Regions from separate parts of the Homo sapiens genome. Here region 2 is linked to region 1. Evidence: chromatin loops called from intact Hi-C (ENCODE). Cell type or tissue: mammary epithelial cell. All regions are shown on one strand. Each heading gives the region's core, and the rest is flanking DNA. Links, peaks and the distances in the headings are about the cores only.

Region 1 (8,346 bases), core at 130-8,129:
ACATATTCCAGTTCTCAGTAGAATTTAAATAGCAGAAATTAGCTACTAGAAATGAAGTCTTTTAAAAGTAGAAAATTAGTAGAAATGTGTATAAATTAATTTGATAGAAATTAGGTTTTGTCTGAAACGACTTTCTGATTAAATCTTCTTTGGACAAGATTTCTGGAGGTGCATCTTGAGACACACAGACTTTTCCTTGCTTACTCTTAAATTGGTTCTTAAGTTTTGGTCTTTTAAATATGAGGAACAGATTATGCTTAGATCCTTTATCAACCCTTCTAAGTCTACGAAGCCGTGTTTTCACAGACCATCTAATTTTCATAAGATAAACTTAGTTTCTTGATTCCTTTTCCAAAACAGCCATTTTCTAAAGGGTTTCCAGGAGGAGTTATTTCTTGTCTCTTTTTGTGGTCTTTCTAGGGTCCTTTATAAGACCTCATTACTAAAGCCCCAGAAAAGACATTGACACAAAATCAAGTGACTTTTCAAAGATCCATGAAATAGTGTCACAGATTATCTTTGATGTGTGACTGTAATTTGCTAGAGAATCATACCAGGTTAATGGCTTAACTCTCTGGAGCCTATTGAATTTATGCAGATACAGGGCTCTCAACTATCAAGGTCTCAACTGGAAAAGAGAGACGTGGAAAAGTCAAGATTTCATGTTTGTGAATTTATTATCATATTTTTTTTCCACAGTGGATTGAGCAGTCCCTGAGTCATATACTCTACCAGAGAATGAATGATGTCTGGTAAATAAGATGATGAATCTGACACATAAAAGTACTGAGGGCCCAGTCAAGGCAATATCACTGGCTGTGAAATGCTGAAGAGAATCAGTTGAAAGAGAAAGAAGGTAAACGTATTAGACTTTCAAAAAAGCATATGAAGTAGATTAAGAGAATTAATTGGAAATTATTCATCCAAATGGCTCTCAATAGGTAAAAGTAGAAATTATTTTATAAATCTTTTGGAAGCCAGTGTGAAACATTGTGTCAATAAAGGTAAAATGGAAGGTGGCCATCAGAGAGCATGTTAGGACACTGTAAAAATGTCATATCCTGTCCCTTTGTTCAAATGAGAATCACGTTATCACTGACATTGGAGTTTTTTGATGCCAAATTAATACATAGTTTTCTTATTTGTAGAAATTCTAAATGAGAAGAGCCTCACTTCTTTTGATCCTGTGGCATGTGGGCCAAGCCTACTGGATGCCTGTTTTTGTAAAAAAAAAAAAAAAGTTATTGTAACATAGATGCATGTGTTTGTTAGTGTACTGCCCATGGATGCTTTCATGCTAGAAAAGCAAAGTTGGGTTGTTGCAACAGAGAGTATATGGCCGTGTAACCTAAATTTTCTAATATCTGCTTTTTAGGGAAAAATTTTTGCTTGCCTCTGCTCAAGCACAATGGCTTTCACATATTTTGATTATCCTAAGGGAATAATATATTTTACATCGTCACCAGTGCATGAGCACCCACATACAAGAATATATCTGGGAAGACATTTCATGCAATAGTTGCTACTCAACAAGCCCTTTTTTTCCCTCTGTTTAATTCTATTCTGTTTCAGCTTTGAAACAATGCTGCTAACCCTTAGCTGCTTTAAAATATTTCACCCTCTGCCTCGGGACTATGAAAGCAATATTTTCTGCAAATGTCAATGTCACTCATCTGTTTAGAGTATTGAGTTTAGCTTAGCAGTGCATTTTATATAAAATAGAAACTTTATTATCTTTGTTAATGTTAGCAAGCAAACAACAAAAAAGTTGGTCAGACATCTGACATATTGCAATAAGGGAAAGGATTGAAAGGGACAAGATGCAGTCTATGAGAATATTGGAATGCTACTGACTTAATGACCTAACGTTGTTTGCAAGGCTTCCTCAAGAACCCAATTAATTTCAAATGGGTATCTTACATTCTTGAGAATTTTGCTCAACTCCATTTGTTATTGCTAGTTTTTTTATTTGTAGATTGAACAAGGGCTTCACATATAATACATACAGATACAAATCCAAAATAAGATATAAACTTGAATCACTGTCAAATTCTTTACTTTCTTTCATTCTTTTATTCATTTATGTAGTGAACATTTATTCATCGAGGCCAATCTCTGTTCTAAACACCATGCATATCTGTGTCACTCACAATATAATGATATCCTTATGAAGTGTACTGTTCAATATAAGAGACACAAATTAATCAAATAATCACATAAAACTGCCTTTGTGATAAAAGCTATGAAATTGAGATACATGTGCTATGAAGTACATAATAGGGCAATTTGACCTAGTCAGAGAGGTCAGTTGAGATTTCCATGAAGGAATAGTGATAGGGATAATATCACAAGGAATTTCAGGGCTGAAGAGGACAGGGATGAGTGAGCTCTCACAGTATGATAATGTATGCCCAGAAATATACTCCAGCTTTCTCCTTAAACATTGCTATTTTTTTCATTTCTCCAGCCTTTCTCTGGTGGTATTTACAATCAGTTATTTATCTTTTTTCCCACTGCCTTTAGTCCACAAAATGAAGAGAACATAGTTTAAAAATTCTATTATGTGTCTATCTATTTATTTGAATATTTCCATATAACATACTTTTACATTTGTGGAAATTGTTCCTGTTCATTTGGATTAAGTCCTAGACAGTTTCCCTAAATAGCTCTGTAAATCATCATGAAGACATGACCTTGGTTTTCAATCAGCTTATATTTATGGTTGGGAAATGATTCCTTGTGAAGCCAATAGGTTCAGAGTCACTGACCAAGGATTTATGGTTGCGCTTATTATGACGGGCTTGGACTCTAGAATGATAGCAAGGTAAATCCACTGTAAGAATGGATTTTCTTGTTGAGATCTAAAGCTTTACGTTTTTTTTAAATCTATAGAAGTCTCATTTGGTAAAGCAACTGAAAAACAAATCATAACTTTTCTTTTTCATGCTTATTTAAAAGATACCCATCTGCTTAGTTTCTGATCCTTAATATGTTGACATGACTAGAATGTTTTTATTTTTTGCTAACGTAAGGAATGGAGCAACAAAGAGATTTCAATTTATACAGTTTGTCTTTGTAACCATACTCCCATGTGAGTAATGTGGGATAAGCAAGACAGTTGTACAGCTGCTTTGCTAGAGATGAAGAGTAGAATTTTACTGTAGGAAAAATATTGAAAGTGCTAATTTGGTGCACAAATCTATAGCTAGACTCAGTCCAAGTTGACTAAATGGGTAATAGAATAAAATACTAAATAAAGACAAATGTACTAGTAAGTATCAGTAAGTAGTAAGACTGTATTCCAATTTTTTTCTCAATAGAGTGATAATATTTTAGTAATTTATTTCAAAAGTTAAATAGATAAAAGAATTTGTGAAAACTGGGTTTCAAATATAAGAGCTATTAATATCCACATGCAGAGCAAGGAGGCTAATTAAACGTTTTTTTTTCATCCTCCTGTACCCCAATGACCTACTCTTCTAAGGAAATGCATAGAACTATAGTTAAGCAAATATAACTTGTAAATGTCTAAAAAAGATTACAATAAATTCAGTGACCTAGAAATCTGCTTTACCTTGGGATTATTGCATTAGTGTATTGCTTCCCTCAGATATGATGTGAGTGTTCAAAAGTTTTCCTTACAAAAGTCAAGACTGGTCTTTGCTGCTAAAAAGAACAACACAGGAAAACATTACAGCCCTTTTTTTCCTCCTCTGAGTTACAATGCTAGGAGAGTCATAGAGGCCTGTCACCACGAGATGGCGCTCAGCTTCCGTCTCAAAAAGAAGTGAGTTCCATGTTTTTCAGCCCCTACTTATTACCATTCATTTCAAGGAGTGAAAAACAGTGTTCAGAGAAAAATCTTTGTTAGCACAAAGCGTCTACATTTGTGAGAGACAAAATTATGTTTCTAGTTCATTCAAAGACTAGTTGCTAATCTCGGAATTTTGCAAGTTAACTCACAGGAACATGAAAAAAAAATCCTACATTTATTGGTTAACTAGGCACACTCATTTGCTTTTTATCAGTTCATTGATGTTTTATGGGGAAGCATGGAAAAGGCAGTTGACATTTTCATGCATTTTGAAGGAAGAATAAAATGGCTGGTTCTCGGCTGTGCTTGTTCACAGGTTTTGTAAGCCGAGGAAATGGATACTACGGTTGTTTGTAAAACCGGATCCAAACAAAGGAAGAGAGCAAGGATGCTTTCCTGCAACATTGACACATGTACCACTCTCTAGAAAAAGGATGAGGCTGCAGAAGAAGGTTTTAGCTTAGCATTTCAATTCTAAAATGGATGGTCCTATTTAATTTTCCACATACAATAACTTTCCTCGCTGAAGAATAGATTAATATTACTAATCTCACTTATGTAGCAGCCTTAAAAGGCCAGACCAACACGGATATTTCTAAAGCAGATTGTAGTCATTTCTGCCGGTATCGTCAATTCCCTACCCACACTGAAAGTCATTGTGTTGGTAATCTCACGCTATTGCTTCAGTAGGCGTCTGCGTCATTCTTTGCTCTCCGTGAGCTATAGACAGGCATAATGGATGAAGTGATGAGAGGGCACAATGATGAATTAATATCCCAGAGGTCCTAAAACTAGTCACAATGAAAGAAGGCTTTTCTGTGGCCACTGGGTTCCTGGAGTTGTGTTATGAAATGTGATTCTGGGGTTGTCTGCTTGCTGGTATTCCTGTAGAAGGATAGAGGGAAGAGTTCTCTCAACTGCAGGAGAAAAAGAACAAGAAAAAGCAAGACATACATGTACTATAATGAAATGGGATCATAACTATATATGTGTAAATATATACACATATATACACGCACACACCAGGTTTTTGTATAAATAAATGTGAAGTTTTCTTTTTATCAAGCTTTGCACTATATAAAACATCTACACTGGTTGCAGCTTTACTATTTGTTTTTGCTTGGCATTTTGTTATAGAAATAGCATACATATTAGTGGTACATTAAGCTGCTTCTTCTAATATATGTGGATTAAGCAGCAGAAATAGCTTTTCTATTCTTTGCCATCTTTGGAAGTGTTATTGTGGAAAACAAAGTCAAAGCAGACATGATGAGCCAATGTCAATTTTGATTATACCTTATTCTATTTGTTCTTTTATGTATTTTCAAACTCTCACCGAGTGCCACCTTACACTAGGCACAGTACATGACGCTGAGCATAAAGGCGGGAAAGAGATCACAGTTCCTTCCCACAAAGATGCAGAAATGAATATGACTCTACCTGCAATAGTGCAGTATTACATGAACTGTGGTGGAATTGGAACAGTGGCATTTAGCTCAATCATAGTTATTAGCCTAAAATATTTCAATTAAAGATTAACTTACTACCAAAAATATGTAAAAATCATTTTCTCTGCGGGGACAGGATAAGCTAGGAAAGATGCAAGCTTAGAAAGAAAGAGCATGAGTGTGCTTCCTTTGTCTGAGAGATTATTCCCTTCTGGCCAGAAGAGGGTTGGGGATGGAACTCGGAAAGAAGAGTGCACAGAGAAGCTTAACCAGTGTTTTGCTGTTCTCGCATCATATATTTATAATGTGTTTTTACAGTTCAGTTTGATGAATTATGTTTTTCTGGGATGAAAATATTTTCACATCCAAACACAAAAATGTAGTTAAAAGTATTTAAGGGAAACATAAATAGTTAAAACAGCCAGTTTAGGCAACTCATGTACTTTCTTTTCTCCATTCAAACAGATATTTGAGAATTCACTATATTTCACAACTGATTTTCACTCCCTGTATATTGAAACAAACTCATACATATCTTAATGACATGCTAATCTGAAATAATGAGCCTCATATATAATACTTGTGTCCTTTAAAACGAATACATAACCATATGCTATAATTTTGTGGTGCTTGTTAATTAACACAAGTAGTCCTAAACTTTTCAAAAACGAGGGAGTAGACACCATGATGTGAACATTAAAACAAATAAATACACATACATTATATAGTGTTTAGTTCATGAGCTGGTTTGAAATTTGCTCCATGATTTTGATAGGTCATCTGTATTTGCTCTTGTGTGAAACACTTTCAATAACCCTTATTGGTAAAGCACTTGGAGATCATTGGTTGAAAAGTGCAATTGACTCTGAGTGCTGGCTTCAGAGCCTTACAATTGAGAGCCATCATAAATTTTATTTTTGCTGGCATAAATACGGAGATCTTTTTTATGCAGAGAGGGAGCTCTTTTATTTTGTAAACATTTTTATGCTAGGTGCTTCAGTAATGAATCTTAGATCAGTATAAAAATTGTTTGCAATAATAATCTATATACCAGTCTCTATGTGATGTTCTTATAGCTTTCTCTGCTTGCCCTGGAATAAGAAAGCATTAATATTTTGAAACAATTCTGTATGTGTGATTGTCTGTTTTTATGGTAATCAGAATACAAAAGATAAAAACACGCAGGTTTATTTTGAAAAAAAGGTGTTTACTTGAGGGATCTTTTCTGATAGCATAGATTTCTGTTAGCTTTTTAAATTTAAACAAGTATTCTGGGATAATATTAAATTTATCAGCCACAGAAAGGGGAGCTTTGTAGTTGTTGGAAATCCTGTTTTATCACCTATCACCCAGAAATAAAAGAAATCTTAAAGGATAAAGGTAGAAGTAAATTCAATTTTCCTTGGTATCAAGTTAATTTTTTCAATCAGAAGTTCTTTGAGCAGGTGAAGAAAAGACACTAAAAGAATTGGAAGCTATAGTAAAAGCCCTGATGAAGAATACATCATAAATAACTAACAAACCATAAATGAAAATTGGGTGCCTTTAAGGCGGGAACTACTAACAGGCTGCCAGGCAGCATTTGACCTCTTTTAATGGAAATTTTAAGAGAGGACTCGAGGTGATGAAGGGTCATTGAACCGGATGTCAATGGCTCCTGAGTAGTACTCCAGGTGGGCTACTAAGCTCATTCTGAAGGATGATGTAGATTGGGGTGCATCAATCAGCCAGGCAGAAGTCAACTCCCTGACCAGTTCTTTTCTGTAGTAGTTCAGACACTGCACAAAGTACAGGAAATCAGGTTATTTATTTATTTTGGGCTTTTATTAAGATATAATAACAACTTCTTATATTTGTTTAGTGTGTTATATTCAAGAGCCCATTTGCCACCTCAATTCAGTCAGACTATCAAATAAGACATGTTTTAATTTTCCATCTTCATATATATTTCTATGCTTTATGTGATAAAAAATTACAATTTATCTGGGATCAGGGCAATAAAAGAAACTGATCTTTTGCAAATACAGTTTGCTCTTATGTATAGGAAAAGTTAGAGAGAATAAAAGCCATTAAAGTTGTGTATAAAAGATACATTGGAGTTACATTTATATCATTGATTACACTGTTTCTCAATTACACAGTTTTGAAAAAAACACAAGCAATTAATCATGGTAGATTACACTCAGTTTGTATTTGGTCAGCAGTAGCAAGTAGTTATCAAGAAGTCTGAGTTCCAATTGTTTCTCTAAATAATCCTTTGTAATATCTTTTGCTTATGGGATTTCTGTAATACCCTTTAGTAAATGTGATTATTTATATCTAGAAAACATTTTAAAATAGCTCTCATTCTTTTTTATAATTATACTTTTAAATATATTTTAAACGTATTATATTTTTAATATGATGCCATTACGAGTCCTGCCATTTGTCTTGTTTAATCTGAATATGCATAATTACAAACCATACCAATTAAAATCACTATACATGCATTATTAACTGGGTAAATTTTAGGAGTAAAAACAAGATTAAAATATTCAGGCAAAATAATTACTCGTAGCTTATGTAAAAGAACAACAAATAAGAACTGGAAGTTATTAAAATTTTTATTTTAAAGAAAAGCAGTAGTTTTATATAGATGACACAATTTAGTATTGGTAGAGGGCAAAATTTCTATCAATAACAATTCTTCAGATATAATTTTCTTTAGCAATTGGAAATATTAAAAATAACTTTAGATATTGGCCAGATATATGACATTTATATGACCTACTTGCCAGTATTGAAATGATCCACTGACAAAAAAAAGAAGATATACTATTATGACTTTTATAAGAATTTAAGATACCAGTACTTTATTATCCTGTTTTATTTGAACAGAAAATAAGAAACTAAAAAACAATTAGCAAGGCCGGAGAGTATTTTAGATTAAACTGATTTGAAATATGTAGTTTTCCTTTAGAGACTGCAAGCCATTGGCAATATGGCTTGAAATGAGTGGCTTAATAATAAAATGTTTCTATCCATGTCTATAAAATTCTAGGCAACAAAATTTAGCCATGCATTTTTGCATTAAACATGAACTAT
Region 2 (8,346 bases), core at 250-8,249, 200 kb after region 1:
CATTCCATTCCCAGGGATGAGCAGGAGACAGAAGCCTTCCTCTTATCTCAACTGGAAAGAGGCCTCCCTCTTTCACTACTCTTCCTCAGCACAGACCCTTCACGGGTGTCGGGCTGGGGGATGTAACGTCTTTCCTTTCCCACAAGGCCATATCTCAGGCTGAGTTGGGGGAAACTTTAGACAATACCCAGGCTTTCTTGGGCAGAAGTCCCTGCGGCTTTCCACAGTGCATTTTGTCCCTGGTTAATAGAGAATGGAGGGATCTGTTCTGTTCCATTGATCTATATCTCTGTTTTGGTACCAGTACCATGCTGTTTTGGTTACTGTAGCCTTGTAGTATAGTTTGAAGTCAGGTAGTGTGATGCCTCCAGCTTTGTTCTTTTGGCTTAGGATTGACTTGGCGATGCGGGCTGTTTTTTGGTTCCATATGAACTTTAAAGTAGTTTTTTCCAATTCTGTGAAGAAAAGCATTGGTAGCTTAATGGGGATGGCATTGAATCTGTAAATTACCTTGGGCAGTATGGCCATTTTCACGATATTGATTCTTCCTACCCATGAGCATGGAATGTTCTTCCATTTGTTTGTATCCTCTTTTATTTCCTTGAGCAGTGGTTTGTAGTTCTCCTTGAAGAGGTCCTTCACATCCCTTGTAAGTTGGATTCCTAGGTATTTTGTTCTCTTTGAAGCAACTGTGAATGGGAGTTCACTCATGATTTGGCTCTCTGTTTGTCTGTTGTTGGTGTATAAGAATGCTTGTGATTTTTGCACATTGATTTTGTATCCTGAGACTTTGCTGAAGTTGCTTATCAGCTTAAGGAGATTTTGGGCTGAGATAATGGGGTTTTCTAGATATACAGTCATGTCATCTGCAAACAGGGACAATTTGACTTCCTCTTTTCCTAATTGAATACCTTTATTTCCTTCTCCTGCCTAATTGCCCTGGCCAGAACTTCCAACACTATGTTGAATAGGAGTGGTGAGAGAGGGCATCCCTGTCTTGTGCCAGTTTTCAAAGGGAATGCTTCCAGTTTTTGCCCATTCAGTATGATATTGGCTGTGGGTTTGTCATAGATAGCTCTTATTATTTTGAAATATGTCCCATCAATACCTAATTTATTGAGAGTTTTTAGCATGAAGGGTTGTTGAATTTTGTCAAAGGCCTTTTCTGCATCTATTGAGATAATCATGTGGTTTTTGTCTTTGGCTCTGTTTATATGCTGGATTACATTTATTGATTTGCGTATATTGAACCAGCCTTGCATCCCAGGGATGAAGCCCACTTGATCATGGTGGATAAGCTTTTTGATGTGCTCTGGATTTGCTTTGCCAGTATTTTATTGAGGATTTTTGCATCAATGTTCATCAAAGATATTGGTCTAAAATTCTCTTTTTTTGGTTGTGTCTCTGCCCGGCTTTGGTATCAGAATGATGCTGGCCTCATAAAATGAGGTAGGGAGGATTCCCTCTTTTTCTATTGATTGGAATAGTTTCAGAAGGAATGGTACCAGTTCCTCCTTGTACCTCTGGTAGAATTCGGCTGTGAATCCATCTGGTCCTGGACTCTTTTTCGTTGGTAAGCTATTGATTATTGCCACAATTTCAGATCCTGTTATTGGTCTATTCAGAGATTCAACTTCTTCCTGGTTTAGTCTTGGGAGAGTGTATGTGTCAAGGAATTTATCCATTTCTTCTAGATTTTCTAGTTTATTTGCGTAGAGGTGTTTGTAGTATTCTCTGATGGTAGTTTGTATTTCTGTGGGATTGGTGGTGATATCCCCTTTATCATAACGCCGCATATCTACAACTATCTGATCTTTGACAAACCTGAGAAAAACAAGCAATGGGAAAAGGATTCCCTATTTAATAAACGGTGCTGGGAAAACTGGCTAGCCATATGTAGAAAGCTGAAACTGGATCCCTTCCTTACACCTTATACAAAAATCGATTCAAGATGGATTAAAGACTTAAAACGTTAGACCTAAAACCATAAAAACCCTAGAAGAAAACCTAGGCATTACCATTCAGGACATAGGCATGGGCATGGACTTCATGTCTAAAACACCAAAAGCAATGGCAACAAAAGCCAAAATTGACAAATGGGATCTAATTAAACTAAAGAGCTTCTGCACAGCAAAAGAAACTACCATCAGAGTGAACAGGCAACCTACAAAATGGGAGAAAATTTTCGCAACCTACTCATCTGACAAAGGGCTAATATCCAGAATCTACAATGAACTCAAACAAATTTACAAGAAAAAAAAAACCCCATCAAAAAGTGGGCGAAGGACATGAACAGACACTTCTCAAAAGAAGACATTTATGCAGCCAAAAAACACATGAAAAAATGCTCACCATCACTGGCCATCAGAGAAATGCAAATCAAAACCACAATGAGATACCATCTCACACCAGTTAGAATGGCAATCATTAAAAAGTCAGGAAATAACAGGTGCTGGAGAGGATGTGGAGAAATAGGAACACTTTTACACTGTTGGTGGGACTGTAAACTAGTTCAACCATTGTGGAAGTCGGTGTGGCGATTCCTCAGGGATCTAGAACTAGAAATACCATTTGACCCAGCCATCCCATTACTGGGTATACACCCAAAGGACTATAAATCATGCTGCTATACAGACACATGCACACATATGTTTATTGCACCATTATTCACAATAGCAAAGACTTGGAACCAAGCCAAATGTCCAACAGTGATAGACTGGATTAAGAAAATGTGGCACATATACACCATGGAATACTATGCAGCCATAAAAAATGATGAGTTCATGTCCTTTGTAGGGACATGGATGAAATTGGAAACCATCATTCTCAGTAAACTATCGCAAGAACAAAAATCCAAACACCGCATATTCTCACTCATAGGTGGGAACTGAACAATGAGATCACATGGACACAAGAAGGGGAACATCACACTCTGGGGACTGTTGTGGGGTGGGTGGAGCGGGGAGGGATAGCATTGGGAGATATACCTAATGCTAGATGAGGAGTTAGTGGGTGCAGCACACCAGCATGGCACATGTATACGTATGTAACTAACCTGCACAATGTGCACATGTACCCTAAAACTTAAAGTATAACAATAAATAAATAAATTAATTAATTAAAAAAAATAGAGAATGGAGAATGGCGATGACTTTTACCAGGCATACTGCCTGCAAACATGTTGCTAACAAGGCACATCCTGCACAGCCCTAAATCCATTAAACCTTGATTCAATACAGCACATGTTTCTGTGAGCACAGGGTTGGGGCTAAAGATACAGATTAACAGCATCTCAAAGCAGAACAATTTATTTTAGTACAGATCAAAATGGAATTTCTTATATCTTCCTTCTCTACATAGACACAGTAACAATCTAATCTCTCTTTCTTTTCCCCACAGCTTCAGTTAACATTGAAGAGCGATGAAGCTCAGTTCCTACATTCTGACAAGCTCTGAGAAAATTTCCCAAGTTTTTTGTACACCTCACAGGTGCCAGTGCATGTTTACAATCCACATTTGCATTATCAAAAGCTAAAGTTACGGTTAGCATTTCTGCAGCAGTGGCATGAGGAATCTGATGCTTCACTGCCTCTTGTAATCTTACAAGAAATTGCACATAGGGATCCTGTGACCCTTGCATAATATGTAAAAAGGATGTACTGGGACTCCCTCTTCTGGAATTGTGGTCCAGGCATGTTTAGCAGCCTGTGCACACTGCTGATACAGCATCTGGGAGTGCCATTTGATGTTCCAGTCTGAATAAGGGCTATTACCCAATAGCATATCCTCTGTAATGTCTCCATGTCTGGCATCACGGTTCTCTCTAGCCTGGTCTGCACACATTTCTCGCCAATTTAAATTCCATGTCAGATATGCACTAGCAGACAAGCAAGTTTATGCCAAATGTTTTACATCAAAGGGTAAAAGACGCATAGCACCGAACACAGATTCTAGCAATCCTAAAGTGAATGGGCTCTGTATGCCATTATTTACTACACTTGCTTATAATTCCTTTAACAACTTAAACTCTAGTGGAGTGTGTTCATGAATAAGCTGCTGTGGATTATTTGGATCAGTCCTTACAGAAACAGGAAAAGCACAAGGTCCTAAGGACTCTCCAGCTATGGCAGCAGAGTGTAAAATTCTTTGTATTGGGGTCTCTATTTCTGCTACCAAAGGAGGCAGTACAGATGTTTCCGCAACTGAAGGAGGCAGTATAGGCCAATTTTTATCTTCTCTCTCCTGTCTTTTATTTTCAATCGGTGCTGTGGGTGGGTCAACAGATTCTTTCAGATTTTTAGACTCAGCCTGCTGTCCCACAGAATAATGAGATAATGGTAGAAGTACAGTATGAATTAAACTTCAAGTGGGGAAAACAGAAGAATCAACTTTAAGACCCTTTTGATGAGCCCATTTTAATCCTTCTCCTGCTCTGTCCCAATTTTCCACATCAAGAGTGCCTGCCTGTGGAAACCATGGGTTATGTGTAATAACCTCCTGCAGCATCTTAGTTAATGTCTGAGAACTAACCTGAGCCCCAGTTTGTTTTAACAAAACTTTAAGCAACTTCACATAATGTTTTTCTTCAGTAGACAAATTCTGCCCCATGTTACCTTGATTCAGAAAACTTCCCGTTCCCAGTACTTCTTTAAAGCACTGTTCCCAGTACCTCTTTAGGGCACTGACCTTATATCCACTGCTTGTAGATTCATCCTGGGGTCCCCGTTCGCCTTGTCAATTTCAGTTTATCTGCTCCAGCAGACGTTCTTCATTCAAATCCTTGAAGTCCCTGTGTTCAGACGTCACTTGTCGACGTCCTCAGAGTCCCTGTTCTGGGGCACCACTTGTTACCTGCATGGATCTTGGGGGACTTAACAAAGGTTGACAAATGTGGGCATAAAGACAAAAGACAAAAGAGTATGTTTAGAAGAAGCGGTCAGGGAGCACCTTGCCTCTAGTAGACAAGGGTCCTGAGCTTTACACAGCTCTCCATATTTATCAGGCAAAAGAGATTGTGAGAAGTGGGGGTGGAAGAAGAGGTCAGCTGCTCGGTCCAAGACTGCATGCCTTGAACAATAGCCTCTAGATGTCCCAGTAGATAACCTCAAGGGGCCAGGCGCCAGGGAGTGACCGCCCTCAGCAAACCTCCTGGTGGCAGGCACAGTTGTGAACTTGCCCACATCCTGCATTCATGATAAACAGTTTGCTGTTTGATCATATAGCCTCCAGTGAAATGCTGAGTTGGTCACAATCCCTTTGGCCTTTTCAGCTCCCAACAGATATGGTATCTTGAAGGTAGTATACATAGAATTTCTTCTTAAATATCATGGAGTTTCTAATTGTACACTGGTTCCATAAGAAAGCTATTGATATGAACTCTGGTTAGATCTCAATATTACTTAAATCTTTCTGATTTGAAGCACAAAGTAGTTGGTAAAAAATTGGAAGACATACTGCATTGGTTCTGCAATCATGTGTCATGATAAAGAAAAATTGCTCTCCAGATTATCCTATCACTTGCTGGGAAAATACTACTAGCTGCCACGACGTATAGTATAACAATTTGCTATGTGCATAGAAATTGCTTTTTCTCTGCTCAGATTCCATCTCCTTGACATCTATAATGACTTCTTCTGCATGCACTAAAACTTGGTAAATATGTCTATTTTCAAATATATCATCATATGTAGCCCTTTCTTTCTCTTTCTTTCTTTCTTTTTCTTCTTTCTCTCTCTCTTTTCTCTTTTCTCCTCTCCTTTTCCTTTTCTTCTCCTCTCCTTTTCCTTTTCTTCTCCTCTTCTCTTCCTTTTCTTCTCCTCTCCTCCTCCTCTTCCTCCTCCTCCTTCTTTTTCCTTCTCTTCCTCCTTCTCCTCCTTTCTTTTTTTTCTTCTGACAGAGTCTCACTCTTTCACTCAGGCTGGAGTCCAGTGGTACAATAAGAGCTCAGTGCAGCCTCAAAATCCTAGGCTCAAGTTGTTCTCCAGCCTCAGCATCCCAAGTAGCTAGGACTGCATTCATGCACCACCATGCCCAGCTAATGTTTTATTTTTGTAGAGATAAGAGTCTCAGTATGTTGACAGGCTGATGTCCAACTCATGGGCTCAAGTGATCCTCCCACCTTGGCCTCCCAAATTGCTGCAATTACAGGCACAGCTTCCTCTACCTGGCTGTGACTACTATTTTCATGATTTTCTTAACCTTAATTCACTACCTTGAATTAGGTATTGTTCAGTAAATTTTTGATTGAGTAAACCACTTTTTAATACATTTAACAGTTAATGTAATTCAGTCCACATATTCTTTTTAAACTTAGAACATAGAGATGATATAGTCCCATAATTTTCAATGTCATATTGCTGTTGCTCTCAAATTTTAGTTTGTAGGAGGGTCCAAGTACAGAAGAGTTTGCTGAAAAAACAGGTTTTGGGGCCCCACCCACACGAAGTTTCTATTCTAGTTTATCCACATCCTATGGATGTGGGGAGTTGGGCTTGGAAATTTGTATGTATGGAGTTGGGCTTGGAAATTTGCATTTCCAGCATGTTTCCAGGTGATGCTCATGGGACTGGTCTCAGAGCTATACTTTGAGGATCACTGCCCTAAGGGCTTCAATAAGAGCTTTTTGAAAAAAAAAAAAAAAAAAAAGAAAGAAAGAAAAAAAGCTTCCTTAGGAGTTTCTTGGAAAAAGAACTGAAACAGTGAGTGAATAGGATTATGCAAAATAAAGTATATATATTTTAAATATCCTGGTGTATAGGCACTGTTAATATATTTCCTGTATTATGTTCATGAGAGAAAAAACAGTTATACATGTTATGGAAAAAAACAGGGTTTATTATAAAGTTTTATTACTTAAGTAGATTAGAATAGAAGAGATCTAGATTCAAGGCAGGTCCAGAAACTGTTCTTCCCTTTTCTCTCCTGCTCTCAATTTTCTGATTTCTTTTTCATAATCTATTCAGCCTCTTTTTCATTCTTCATTCATTCTGTCTCTACCAGCACTTATCTTTGCATTTTCCAGTCCAAATCAATGACAGATATTATTATTAATTAATTGAAAAGAACCTTCCCATAGGCCACATCAGGGATAGGCATGTAGGGGTCTGCTGATTTATTCGGTGGTTAGACAAATATAAAGATTGATCTAACACCCTTTTGCTGATCAGGAGTCCACAGGCAGGGACACATCTGCCAGAAGGAGATGTTGAGCATTTAGGCTCCTGTGACAGACACGTCTAGATGAGTGTTTCTAACATCCAGATTGAAGGGAGAAAGAAAAGTAAGCAGAAAGTTTCTTGCATAATTAATAAAAAGAGACATCACAGTTCTTGGAAAAAAGATAAGAAAGCAAAAGGTATTGAGTTTTATGGTAGTTCCTAATCATGACAATCACAAGATTCTCTGACTATTTATAACATAAATAATGTTGGAGTGCAGAGCCCATATATAGATCTGCCTTTGTTCCCTTTTACTTTTGAACACACTTGAATTTCTCAGGAGTAAGCACTAGTAGTGTGAAGAAAAGAGGAAACTTAGGAGAAACCAGATGTTGCTGGAGGATGCATTTGCCCAGTGGGACCCCAGAATGTGGACCTCTTACAAATTTGGCTCCAGGATGTTAGTCTCTTTCTTTTTCCAAGTGTAAACAATTTCTATGATTCCTGCTGAGAAAAACTGACTGTGATTAGTTGATCTCCTAAAAAATAAAAAGATCTGGGCACAGATAATAAGTTTATGCTGTCTTGGTAGGTAGCCCTTGCAGACTTCATTGTTATGTTAGGACGCTGGGAAAGAGAACTGATTACACTCATTATGATTTTTTTTTCCATAGGAGCCAGCTGCAAGAGAACAGGTGGCAATCTGCTAAGGGATTTCTAACATATCTTTCTAAGTTTGTTAGAAAGATAGCCACAGCTGTTAATTATTTTGAAACATTCTCTGTGCTGTGCCGTTTTCTGCGATCAGATTTGAACTTGGTATCCACTACTTTTATAGAACAGCATCTTAATTTTCTTTTCACCTCTCCGAATAGCTTTGATTTAATGTTAAGACTAAAAGACAAATAAAAAGAATCTTGCTCCTTCTCTTTTGAAGTAAATTACCTCTGCTCAAATAACTTACTTCAGGAAGCTCTAGGGCATATGATAAATTCATTTACATACTCTTAAGGAATGATTAGCATATTGGTGAAAAAATAGAGCACAAAAGACTGATTTACCTCATGTTTTTCTACCTTTGCAGCTTTCTGACAAATCACAAGACTCCATATATGTTAAACTGGGTATAGCAGTCTCTCGGTGTGTGGAAAGAAAACTTGCTGAGTTAATGATCTGTGGCTGAGCAGGA

Evidence for each region. Hi-C counts contacts between places; a loop is a spot of excess contacts. Peaks named below come from ENCODE experiments on the same cell type or tissue, not always from the same donor. Only the 100,000 strongest peaks of a DNase experiment are listed, where the experiment ranks them.
Region 2: a loop joins it to region 1, with 16 times the contacts of the local background. A loop is called at or near these places in 2 of 110 quality-filtered maps.

The regions. Positions count from the first base shown.
Region 1 is chr14:28,604,832-28,613,177 of GRCh38, reverse strand. It overlaps LINC02300 (long intergenic non-protein coding RNA 2300), which reads left to right. Exons shown (of 3, transcript XR_001750690.2): 2 at 700-856. It overlaps LOC107984684 (a long non-coding RNA gene), which reads right to left. Exons shown (of 3, transcript XR_001750691.2): 3 at 7,068-8,346. Among named protein-coding and RNA genes, the nearest start is that of LINC02300, 4.7 kb to the left of the region's middle. In mammary epithelial cell, for the core only: a CTCF peak has its summit at 3,746 (motif pointing right); no DNase peak of the experiment used is centred there.
Region 2 is chr14:28,407,640-28,415,985 of GRCh38, reverse strand. No RefSeq gene overlaps it. Among named protein-coding and RNA genes, the nearest start is that of LINC02300, 200 kb to the left of the region's middle. In mammary epithelial cell, for the core only: a CTCF peak has its summit at 3,683; no DNase peak of the experiment used is centred there.